2 separate regions of the Homo sapiens genome follow, and region 2 is linked to region 1. The links are chromatin contacts, found by Hi-C or POLR2A ChIA-PET in ENCODE. All regions are on one chromosome and are shown on one strand. The core of a region is the stretch at or near the end of the contact, and the rest is flanking DNA. Distances in the headings are between cores, read along the strand shown.

Region 1 (6,115 bases), core at 2,561-5,060:
ACATGGGGACTCCTTCAAAATCTGGAAATTAATTCAGAAGACACTTCAATATAACAAAGAACAGAGATTTTTTTTCTAGCTCCCACTTATTTTTCTTTTATGGTGCTGCTTTTTTTCAAACCTGAACTTCTGTGGGTATTTTAAGAGAAGGCAGGAGACCAATGAGTCTAGTTCTTTCATTTATTTGCCAAGTCTCTACCCTAGCAGCGAGAGGTCTCTTTACGTAACAGTGTTATAGGGATTGGCACCATCTTAGTTAGCATGTGCTGGAAAGGCCAGGTCAGTTAAGGCCACTGCTTATCCCGATGTGGCCCACATCAGCCACAGGGGAAAACTGAAGATGGGAATGCTGAGAAGATGGTGATGGGAACCATAATACAATAAACCCAAATTATCTCTCCCAAGCTGGAAATAAAATGATTTGACTTCTCAGAGTCGATGGTCTCTTTATGCATAAGCTGGATTAAGAACTGTTGGGAAAAAATGACCACATCTAATAGTGTGTGATTTTCATGAACCCAAAAGACACTGTATCTTTCTCAACTCCGAAGAGCTATACCTTAGTTAAAATTCCTGAAGGCAAAGGGCTCAAGTATGAAATTCACCCAACAGAACTTGATTTAAATGGAAAGAATGAGTACAAATGCCACCAAATTTCTCTTCACACATAATCTCTTTGGGCAGAATTCTGCACAGGAGATTTCTAAAGCTTTCATGATAATTATACTTAAGAGTCATTCCTCAGATCACCAACAACTTTGAAAAACATAATCTACTGTTCTTTTCAGGTTCTTGGAACTGGAGCTAACACAAGCAGATGAAGATTTTAGCTAAAAGGAAAACAAACAATGATATCATTTAAAGAAAAAAAAACCAAATCATTTGCTTTGCTCAAGATCAAAAATAGTTATTTGGAGAGGGAAGAATTTTAGTGATAAAAGTGCTATAATTAATGTATCTAAACGAGGACTGATCTGTTGTTTTGAACTTTTAAGTTTAGGCAAGGAGTTAGTTATTAGTAATTTTTCCTTAATTGGCCCTAAAATGTTGTTTGTATAGTCACTGAAGACTGGGAGAAAGGAAGATTATTGCAGTAGAGGCAAATTCAAATGCTTCTGGGGGCCAGGCAGGTAAATATGAAAATTTTTAAGAGGTTGGGTATATAACAATAGGAAGAACTAGAGCCTGTATCAAAAGTCATTTTTTTTTAAATGCTGTTGTTGCCAAAAAAAAAAAAAAACCTATTTTGGTTCAGTTCCACCTGTTGGCTCAAGTTTGCTGCCAATGGTATAGCATGCTACATGCTGGCAAGTGTATATTAAATAAATGGATTCGGCCGGGCGTGGTGGCTCATGCCTGTAATACCAGCACTTTGGGAGGCCAAGGTGGGTGGATCACCTGAGGTCAGGAGTTGAAGACCAGCCTGGCCAACATGGTGAAACCCCATCTCTACTAAAAATACAAAAATTAGCTGGGTGTGGTGGTGCACACCTGTAATCCCAGCTACTTGGGAGGCTGAGGCAGGAGAATCGCTTGAACCCAGGAGGCGGAGGTTGCAGTGAGCTGAGATTGCGTCATTGCCCTCCAGCCTGGGCAACAAGAGTGAAACTCCATCTCAAAAATAAATAAATAAATAAACAATTCAGATTTCCCAAATCCTCAAGCCAGCGGAGAAGGCCTTTCCTTTCCACTTGGGCTGGCCTCTGCCTGCCTCTCCCAGATCACTGCCTCCAACCCTGAGATGGCCAGAACATAGGAGGAGCTGCTGAAAAAACATCGTCACAGGTGTGACGCAGTGGCGTGGAGGGTCCCAAAGAAAAACCACATGAGCCACATTAAAAAGGTCAAAAACTGGGGAAATTAATTTTAATCATGTACTTTACCCGATTCATCCAGAATACCGTTTCAACATGTAATCAACATAAACACTATTAGTGAGCTACTTTACCGTCTTTTACTTGTACTGACTCTTTGAAATCCGGTGTCTTTTTTAATAGTTACGTCACATCTCAATTTGGACTGGCCACATCTCAAGTGCTCAAGAGCAACACGTGGCCAGTGGCTGCTGTACTGGACAATGTAGATGCAGCACTAAGAAAGAGCAAGGCTCTCAGTAGCTGGTGGCAGGGCCCTGGGCAAGACTCTTCCGTACTGGGTCTGCCCATCTCTGATGAAACAAGATGGGTCCTAAAAGCACTTCAAGACCTAAAAAGCCTTCAAGAGCTAAAAATCCTAAAAGCCTGTTGAGTTCTGTCTCTTTCTTTCTGACAAATGTGCACATTAAATAGTATTAAAAAGACAGGCCAAGCACAGTGGCTCATGCCTATAATCCCAGCACTTTGGGAGGCTGAGGTGGGAGGACTGCTTGGGCCCAGAAGTTTGAGAGCAGCTTGGGCAACATAGGGAGACCCCGTGTCTACAAAGATGAAAAAGTAAAAATATTAAATAGAAAAAAAAAAAAGGGACGGGCACGGTTGCTCATGCCTATAATCCCAGCACTTTGGGAGGCCGAGGCGGATGAATCACTTGAGGTCAGGAGTTTGAGACCAGCCTGGCCAACATGGTACAAACCCTGTCTCTACTAAAAATACAAAAATTAGCCAGGTGTGGTGGCAGGCACCAGTAGTCCCAGCTACTGAGGAGGGTGAAGCAGGAGAATCGCTTGAATCCGGGAGGCGAAGGCTGCAGCGAGCCAAGATTGTGCCACTGCCCTGCAGCCTGGGTGACAGAGCAAGAGTCCATCTCAAAAAAATTAAATAAAGATAAATTGATCGATTGATGGACAGATAGGAAGCAGAAGGAGAGAGAAAAGGAGAGGGTGGGAGAGGAGGAGGGAGAGGAAGAGAGAGGAGGAGAGAGAGGGAGGAATAAAGGAAAGAGGAAAGAAGGAAGAATATAGGTCAGGTTATAGGTTACTGTCACAAACACTTTCTATTCACCTCCTGGGAAGCCCCACTGCAGGAGCGGAGGGAAGTGGAGCGGCAATGGAGCAAGCTGGTTGCTCTAGCTTGGACGGATGAGAACGTTTCCTCATAGCAGTGCTCGGAAGTTAAAAAGAGGAATAAAGGCAAAGGATGCTGCAGCTGAGAGTCCTGCATTGCCAGACACATCATTCTTACCATTTATACGACAAAAGAAATTCATCATCCACTTGTCCCATTATAACCTCCTGGGAATTTAAACTTGATTGACAGTCAATTTAATGCAAAATCATTTGGGTATAGATTGTGAATTCAAAGCATCAATTACTATTGATCTATTTGACATCATTCTTTAATATGCATAAAGTCGTTTTTGATTTTTTTTTCCAAGCAAGTTGCTTCTTAGGAGGGAACGATACATAGGAAAAATATTAAAGTCAAGCAGCAGAGGAAAATATGTTCGTGTGAAAGTTTGGCTGAATCTAACTGTGAGGCCTTTGCAGATTCAAATGACTTGCCTGAGTTCCTACACGGGCCATTTAGAAACCTTCTAATGTTTTTAGAAGACTGAGGTGATCAGAAATCTTCAAAGGTGTTTCTTTTACTTTAACACACCCAAAATTAAAACCTTTATCAAGCTTCAATGAATCCTGACTCAATAAAAGCCTTCTAGTCCTGACTCCAGGGCAGAATGACACCCCAGGAACAGCTGCGACATTACCTGGTAAGACGCTGCGGCTATCCACACACATGGAAAAGATGCGCTCGTACACGAGCTTTCCTGGGAGGAAAAGGACAGATGGTGTTAGTATCACACTCTTCAGGAGCAAACAGTAAATAAATGTTTGTTAATTAGGGACCCAGAGCTATCATCGCCCAGACAGGCTTTAACTTGTGATGGTATGCTGCCACCTGGTGGGACAGATTTTAAGCCACATTTTTTTTGTTTTGTTTTTAGTTTTTCCAGTAGACTTTTACTTTCTTTGAAAGGCAGAAAAGTGATCGTTTTACCCTTTGGAATCTAAAGGAGTCTCAAGTATCTCCATCCACTCAGACGATGGTCCACACTCCATGCTAGGCCAGAGGTGAAAACAGGCAGCCCACGGGCTGAATCCAGCCTGTGACCAGTTGTGCATGGCCACTCCACAACACACAACAGCCCACAAAGTGTTTTAACATTTTTTGAATTGGTTACCAACACGTAAAAACTGGAAGAGGCTGGGCATAGTGGCTCACACCTGTAATCCTAGCACTTTGGGAAGCCGAGGCAGGAAGACTGCTTGAGCCCAGGAGTTCAAGAGCAGCCTGGGCAACACTGTGAGACAGGGTATGTACAAAAAATTTAAAAATTAGCCAGGCATGGCAGTGCACGCCTGTAGTTTCAGCTACTTGGGAGGCTGAGGTGGGAGGATTGCTTGAGCCCAGGAGTTCAAGGCTGCGGTGAGCCATGATCACCCACTGCCCTCCAGCCTGGGTGAGAGAGCAAGACCCTGTCTCAAACACAAAAACTAAAACAAACTCTACAACTTGGGAGAACTCACATGCCATATTTTCTCCTTCTTCACATAAAATATGTCAAAAATGTGGCGATATCTCTATAGGATAACACAGCTAGAGCAAATTAGTAGCTGCCCCTTGAAATGGCATATACACTAACCAGTTTGCCAGTCTCAACCACCCCCTACTGTCTCTCATCATCAGCGTGCTTTTCACTCTTTTATGTGACCTGCCTGGTCCCTAGAAGCCTCAGAATTTGAGATTCAACTAGAATGCAAGCTCCACAAAGGCAGAGATTTGTGCTTGTTTTGTTCACTGACATATTCCTAGTACTGATCAGTGCCTGGCACACAGGGGGTACTCAATATTTGTTGGATGGATGAACATACTAGAGGTTTTGTAGGTCATGGGTCACTTTCCTGACGACTCATCTTTGCCACTGTAGCATAAAAGTGGCCACAATGTGCAAACAAATTGATGTGGCTGCGTTCCAATAAAACTCTACACAACAGGTAGGCAGCCTGGACCCCTAAACTGGTATCAAAAGTTTTATTTATTCTGTGCATGTATTTTCAAAATGTTATCAATATGTGGAAGTAAAAAATTAGAGTCCTTATTCATTTTCTAAGCTCTCCTAAGTCACCTTCAATGTGAAAGTATTTCCCTCTATGAGATTTTTTTTTTTTTTTCATAACCCTTTATTCAGGGCAATAAAGAACAACACAGCTTGTCCATACATGGAAAAAGAGACAGGAAAATACAAAGATCATTTCAGGTTAAAGAACGTGGGATCAGGCAGGATTAAGTGAAGGAAGCCAGCCAAGCTAAGAGGTTCCACCCAGGTGCTTCTCCTAGTATGAGCCACCTACCTAAATACCTTCCTATCTACATTCATTCCTTCATTCACTTAGACAGGGTCTCACTCTGGCACCAGGCTGCAGTGCAGTGGCGTGATCACAGCTCACTACGGCCTCCACCTCCTGGGTTCAAGCAATCCTTCCACCTCAGCCTCCTATGTAGCTGGGACCACAGGTATGCGCTGCCATGCTTGGCTAATTATTTTTTTGTAGAGATGGGATTTCCCTATATTCCCAGCCCAAGCAGGTCTTGAACTCCTGGGCTCAAGTGATCTGCTTGCCTTAGCCTCCCAGAGTGCTGGGATTATAGGTGTGAGCCACCACACCTGGCCTTGGACCACCTACATTAAAATTTCCTGAAGGCACTTGTTGAAAATGCAGATTCCTGGTGCCCACCTTAGAGCTACTGGAAAAGAATATTTTATAGCCAGGCGTGGTGGTGCACGCGTGTAGTCCCAGCTACTTGAGAGGCAGAGATAGAAGCTATGATTGTGCCGCTGCACTCCAGCCTGGGGCAACAGAGTGAGACACTGTCTTTAAAAAAAAAAAAAAAGTATTTTGGAGGATGAGGACTAGGAATATGGATTTCTGAATAACCTTGCTGGGAAATCCTTATACATGCTGAAATGTGAGAACCACTGATTTAGGCAGACACCAGTGGGTCTCTGAGCTAAAACTTGCCTTGCCTCTGGAATCTACAGAAATAGCAACAAACTTCCCTTTTCCCTCTGAGCCAGTGCTTCTCCAACTGGGCTGCAGACTCCAAGCACCTGGGACTATTGAAAATATGTGGATGTCTGTGTCCATCCTCAGAGGTCCTCTTCTAAATGGTCTGGATGC
Region 2 (6,115 bases), core at 2,576-5,075, 260 kb before region 1:
GTGATTCTCAGATGTAACCAGGTTGAAACCGCTGGTCTAAGTGACGTTCTTCAGCGTGCTTGCTTTAAATCAATGTTACAGAGGTAACTGCAGAGCTACAGTCTCCTTTTTTTAATCTTCAGCTGGTGAATATTCTGCCTGCTTCTGACTCTCAACGATAAACAGTGCTGCAATGAACATTCTTATGCATTCATCTTCAGGCTTTTGATCAATTCACTCCTTGCAAAAAAATTTTTCTAAATGTGGGTTAAAGAGCCTGCACTTCAAATCTTGATACAGTAAAGTCCTCACTTGACATTATTAGCAGGTTCTTGTAAACTGCGACTTTAAGTGAAATGATGTATAATAAAGCCAGTTTTTTCCTCATCAATTTCAGTAGCAAAACAATGACACTATTTGAGGATCTCTTGTATGTTCCTTCACTTAAAGTCAGAGTTTTCAAGAACCTTTTGATGGCATCAAGTGAGGAATTACTGTACATATGGCCAGATGGCACCCCAGAAAGGTAGACCAGTGGACTGTCCTTCCCCTTGATAAACGCATCGAAGCCCCATCTCTCCACCTCTTCAGCAACCTTGGGTGTTGTCAGACCTTTTTAAAAATAGACTTCTTTTGAATCATCCCAAATGTGTGTCCACCAAAATTCACATGAAGCTGGGTGCAGTGGCTCACAACTGTATCCCAGCTCTTTGGGAGGCTGAGGCAGGAGGATTACTTGAGCTCAGGAATTTTGAGACCAGCCTGAGTAGCATAGGGAGACCCTGTCTCTACAAAAAAAAAAACTAAAAATAAGCCAGGCATGGTGGCGTGTGCCTGTAGTCCCTGCTACTTGGGAGGCTGAGGTGAGAGAGTGACTTGAGCTACGGAGGTCGAGGCTGCAATGAGCCGTATTCACACCACTGTACCCCAGCCTGAGACAGAGACCCTGACAAAAAAAAAAAAAAAAAAATGAGACCGGGCAAAGCTCCCACAGAAAGGCTAAGTTGGAGTCCTGGCTAGATGGCCTTTGTTCTAGAAACCCTTGCTTTGCTGGCTGGGGACTATCTGGCATGCTCCCTTGCCACAGGAGGAGCAGCCGTTGGCATCTTTGGTGCTGACCTCAGCCAGCTTGTATTTTAGGAACCAGGCCCCATGAGGCAGAGGCCTTATCCTTGAGCCCTTGGGTCTCACAGAATCGCCGGTGCCCAGGAGCTATGGTTGGCCCAGTTTCTCTTGCATTTTAGCCTTTTGGGCTCTCTTCCTTTGAGAGTCCATCCTTGACATGCTCATGCGGTGGGAAGGGCATTCTCCAGGCTGGCCTGTGGCTTTGCCAAGCCCCAGAAGCCTCCACACCCTATATCCTTCCACTGAGTGAGACCTCAGATAGATACAACTTCACCCACCTGCTGCTTATTAGTAAGTATCAACAAGGCATAAGGTATGTGATAAAAGATTAAAATACACTGAGAGATGTAGCACCTCGAATCACATCTTGGAAAGCATTAACAAGGCACATGAAATGTTGGCTTTCAACAGAGCAAGAAAGAAAAGTGTTCTTTCCTCTATTAGGGGCTTTGGGCTGTCAGATCTCATTAGGGCCAAGGCCTATTTAAAACAACTTTTTGCTTCTTGCTAGAAGGCCCCGAGTTGGCTTTGGGGGCAAGGCCAGCCTGGCATCACATGCAGGGTCTATGCAAGAAAAGGCTGGCATCCAGCCATTTGAGCTTTGATTCCTAAGGGGACCTCTTGTCTTAGGAGAGGTCCTAAGCAAGGTGGGTGAGCCTGGCTTGCCTTTGTCTCTGGCCCAGGTGTGGGTAGGGTGTTAGTTGGGCTTCTTGAAGTAAGTTGCAAGTAATAAAAAATCCAATGTGAGTAGGCTAAAGCAGCTGTCCCCAAACTTTTTGGCACCACGGACAATCTTTCCATGGATCAAGGTTGCGGGGGGGTTGGGGGGCGGTTTCAGGATGAAACTGTTCCACCTTAGATTGTCAAGCATTAGATTCTCATAAGAAGCGTGCAACCTAGATCCCTCACATCCACAATTCACAGTAGGGTTTGAGGTCCTATAAGAATCGAATGCCAGCTGGGCACAGTGACTCATGCCTGTAATCCCAGCACTTTGGGAGGCCGAGGTGGGTGGATCACTTGGTCAGGAGTTTGACACCAGCTTGGCCAACATGGTGAAACCCTGTCTCTACTAAAAACACAAAAATTAGCTGGGCATGGTGGCACGTGCTTGTGGTCCTAGCTACTTTACTCAGGAGGCTGAGGCAGGAGAATCGCTGGAATCTGGCAGGTGGAGGTTGCAGTGAGCCGAGATTGCACCACTGCACTCCAGCCTGGGCGACAGAGCGAGACTCTTGTCTCAAAAAAAAAAAAAAAAAAAAAAAGAACACAGATTCCTTGCCTGGGTCCCAATGCTGACTGTGCCCCTTACCAGCTGTGTGACCTTGGGCCCCAAGCAAAGTGCCCCAAGCAAAGTGGACATAATGAAAGTACATATAGTCAGCCTGGGCAACAAAGTGAGACCCCGTCTCTAAAAAAAAATATTAAAAAATTAGCCACGCATGGTGGCATGTGTCTGTAGTCCCAGCTACTCTGGAGGTTGAGGCAGGAGGACCACTTGAGCCTGGGAGTTCAAGGCTGCAGTGAGCTATGATCGTGCCACTGCATTCTAGCCTGGACAACAGCAATAACTTGTCAAAAAAAAAAAAAGTAGCTATCGTGCGATGAAAATTAAATGAGTTGAAAAGAAAGAAAGAAAATTAAATGAGTTAATGGTTAATATATATAAAGTACTTTGCACAGTGCCTGGCTCCTGGTTGGCGCTCTGTGAAGCTTAACTGTATAACTAAGGTGATTTTGGTCCCTGCCCCAAGTAATTTGCAAAACAAACAAACAAAAGCAAAAACAAGCTCTCTTGTTGCTTTTTAGCCAGAAAAGTGGCTCCCTTCAGGGAAGACTTTTTGTGTGTGAGACACAATTTCACCAGGCTGGAGTGCAGTGGTGCAATCTTGGCTCACTGCAACCTTAACCTCCCGGGTTCAAGCGATTCTTGTGCTGCAGCCTCCCGAGTAGCTGGGATTACAGGTGTGCACCACCATACCCGGCTAATTTTTGTATTATTAGTAGAGGGGGTTTTGCCATGTTGGCCAGGCTGGTCTCGAACTCCTGACCTCAAGTGATCCACCCGCCTTGGCCTCCCAAAATGCTAGGATTAGGGATTACAGGCTTGAGCCACTGCGCCCGGCTTCTACCCTTTTTTTTTGTTTGTTAGATTCCTCCATGTCTTTTCATGTTAGCTTTTCTTTAACAAAAAGGAAGTTCAAATCTCTAAAAGTTCAGTAAATAAGAAACACCGGTTTTACCCATCTTTCAGAGGGAAAAAGTGCCGACATGCCATCTTGGCTTTAGGTCTCCCTTTTATTCTTGTTTGGAATAACCCTACACATGTGGTTAGAGTCCCCCTGTTCTCATCCCTGGTCACTTTCCAGTGAAGACTCTTAGCAGCTTCCTCCTCAGTGTGTGTCCAGAAACAGCAAGCAGTTTTGAGTAGTGTGATGCTGAACTTTACATGAATGGCTTTCTGTAGTGAGAAGGCGCCTGTCACCCGCGGCCTGCAGAGGCTGCGTGGCTTGGAGGGGGAACCAGAGGCCCAACCATGGGCCTCCTTCCCCTGGTCTCTACAGCAGCTTTTCCCAAACCCACTGAGATGGGTCAGGCTCCTAGAGAGCCTGAGAACAAAGCCCCTTTGTGACTTTTGTTTTGAATCAGGCTTGTGACAAAGGGGAGGAGCCACTGGGTTGGGTGGATGGGGGTGCCCGGAGCGCGCTGTTGTTGCAGGGGAAGAAAACAAAATTGTGTCTTTTTTTTGGCAATGTTGTCTTGCCAATCCCTCCCTCCCCCAGCTCTCCGAACAGCAGGATTTCCCAACGGCAGCTTGGGAAAAAGACCCAGTGGCAGCTTGGGGAAAAGACCCAGCGCTCCGTTTAGAAGCAACGTGTATCAGCCAACTGAGATGGCCGTCGTGCTCAACGGTGGGACCGTAAGTATCAAGATGTGATGTGGGGGTAGGAAGCCTAGGAGTCTACGGTGTCGGGGAGCAGCTTCAACAGGGACATACTCCTCCATGGAGGCTGCCCATGTGGCCTGCAAGGACCGCCACAGCTCAAACGCATGCAATGCTTTTATTTTTCTTCTTTCCCTTTCTACCCCTTTTCTCCACACACAGAATACCCACCTCTATTTAGAAAACCATCTGTAGATTCGTTTGAAAGAGTTTGTAATCCTTGAGGCTGTTGGACCCAGTGAATTATTTGGCTTTCACTCTGTCCCTGGGAGGTGACTTTTGGAAAAAGCCCAGAATGATGGAGCGCCCCTAGCAGATTTTGCTGACATCCAGCCTAGTTTAAGGTCCCCGGTCACCCCTCTGTTGACTCCTCCCCAGCTGGGTACCAGGTTCTCCCATTCCCTAAGAGATGTCTTAAGAAATTGAAGCAGTTACTGTTTCTCTCCCTCAAACACAGAAGCAGGTTTACTACTATCTGATGCCAAACAGACCTTCAGCAGAATTGTCATTGTTTACGTTTGCCTCCTTGGAATGACACCATTTTGTTTCTCCAGCAATCCAAAGATGCACTCTCATCTCCACATTTAATTTCCAAACATAGCTACATGCTTCTTTCAGAAACAAGGTCTGAGCCAGTTTACATGTGTAAATTGGGTTTCCATTCTTTATATCATGTTCCAACTCCATAACTCAACCTGAGCATTCTTCTTTTTTTTTTTTTTTTTATGTAAATCAGGGATGGTCTTTGATCTCTAGAGGGAATTTAGGTTTTCCTGGCCTTTTGAATGGTATGCTAGGCATTGGTTTGCATTGGTTTGGAACAGGCTCAAAGACAGAATCACAGATTTGCATTCTTAAAACCCCCTGCCAACGACTGGGCTGTTTTATTGTCCCGAGCCAAGAAAAGCCTGATTCACAAGCATTCGGCCTGTGTGTTATAATAAATATGCTTAGAAAAGCCCCCATCCGTCACTCTTAAGCCCTCCTGGTTCCTTCAAGGCCAGTGTGTGAAAAAATAGTCAAGACTGAAAGTGAATGAGTTGAACTTACATTCCTTACGGGTGGATGGTTATAGAAAAGGGAGCTGGGCTTCCCAAGAACCACAGCAGCATGACTCACAGTCATTGCTGCCTCTCCTGGGAATTATTCGACCCATCTAGGTAAAAGCAAGGTAACTTATTTTTGCCGCGTTGTTTACGCATCGGTTTCTAGTGTTGACTTTGCAAAGCACAGAGTTCTCAGTGTGTTATCCTTATGTGTTATTCCAGATCCCAACTGCTCCGCCAAGTCACACAGGAAGACACCTTTGGTGAAAGACTTTAAGTTCCAGAGAATCAGAATTTCTCTTACCGATTTGCCTCCCTGGCTGTGTCTTTCTTGAGGGAGAAATCGGTAACAGTTGCCGAACCAGGCCGCCTCACAGCCAGGAAATTTGGAAATCCTAGCCAAGGGGATTTCGTGTAAATGTGAACACTGACGAACTGAAAAGCTAACACCGACTGCCCGCCCCTCCCCTGCCACACACACAGACACGTAATACCAGACCAACCTCAATCCCCGCAAACTAAAGCAAAGCTAATTGCAAATAGTATTAGGCTCACTGGAAAATGTGGCTGGGAAGACTGTTTCATCCTCTGGGGGTAGAACAGAACCAAATTCACAGCTGGTGGGCCAGACTGGTGTTGGTTGGAGGTGGGGGGCTCCCACTCTTATCACCTCTCCCCAGCAAGTGCTGGACCCCAGGTAGCCTCTTGGAGATGACCGTTGCGTTGAGGACAAATGGGGACTTTGCCACCGGCTTGCCTGGTGGTTTGCACATTTCAGGGGGGTCAGGAGAGTTAAGGAGGTTGTGGGTGGGATTCCAAGGTGAGGCCCAACTGAATCGTGGGGTGAGCTTTATAGCCAGTAGAGGTGGAGGGACCCTGGCATGTGCCAAAGAAGAGGCCCTCTGGGTGATGAAGTGACCATCACATTTGGAAAGTGATCAACCACTGTTCCTTCTATGGGGCTCTTGCTCTAGTGTCTATGGTGAGAACACAGGCCCCGCCCCTTCCCTTGTAGAGCCAT

What was found. Hi-C counts contacts between places; a loop is a spot of excess contacts on that map. ChIA-PET counts read pairs that join two places held with the same protein, here RNA polymerase II (POLR2A).
Region 2: a loop to region 1 is called in a map with no recorded cell type, with 1.9 times the contacts of the local background. The contact joins two enhancer-like sites. A Hi-C loop is called at or near these places in 1 of 37 single-sample maps with no recorded cell type. POLR2A ChIA-PET finds 5 or more read pairs at or near these places in 5 of 52 experiments (AG04449, GM12878, HepG2 and 2 more).

What each region holds. Positions count from the first base shown.
Region 1 is chr16:19,599,251-19,605,365 of GRCh38, reverse strand. VPS35L (VPS35 endosomal protein sorting factor like) reads right to left here. Exons shown (of 31, transcript NM_020314.7): 9 at 3,643-3,702. Among named protein-coding and RNA genes, the nearest start is that of VPS35L, 47 kb to the right of the region's middle. Within about 2 kb of position 3,810, at least 2 of the 41 ENCODE cell types and tissues checked have a DNase peak (open chromatin) inside an H3K27ac peak, as active enhancers do.
Region 2 is chr16:19,859,746-19,865,860 of GRCh38, reverse strand. It overlaps GPRC5B (G protein-coupled receptor class C group 5 member B), which reads left to right. Exons shown (of 4, transcript NM_016235.3): 3 at 3,888-4,024; 4 at 5,317-6,115. The coding sequence ends at 5,361. Among named protein-coding and RNA genes, the nearest start is that of GPRC5B, 22 kb to the left of the region's middle. RefSeq lists enhancers at 3,460-4,040, 4,621-5,202. Within about 2 kb of position 3,825, at least 4 of the 41 ENCODE cell types and tissues checked have a DNase peak (open chromatin) inside an H3K27ac peak, as active enhancers do.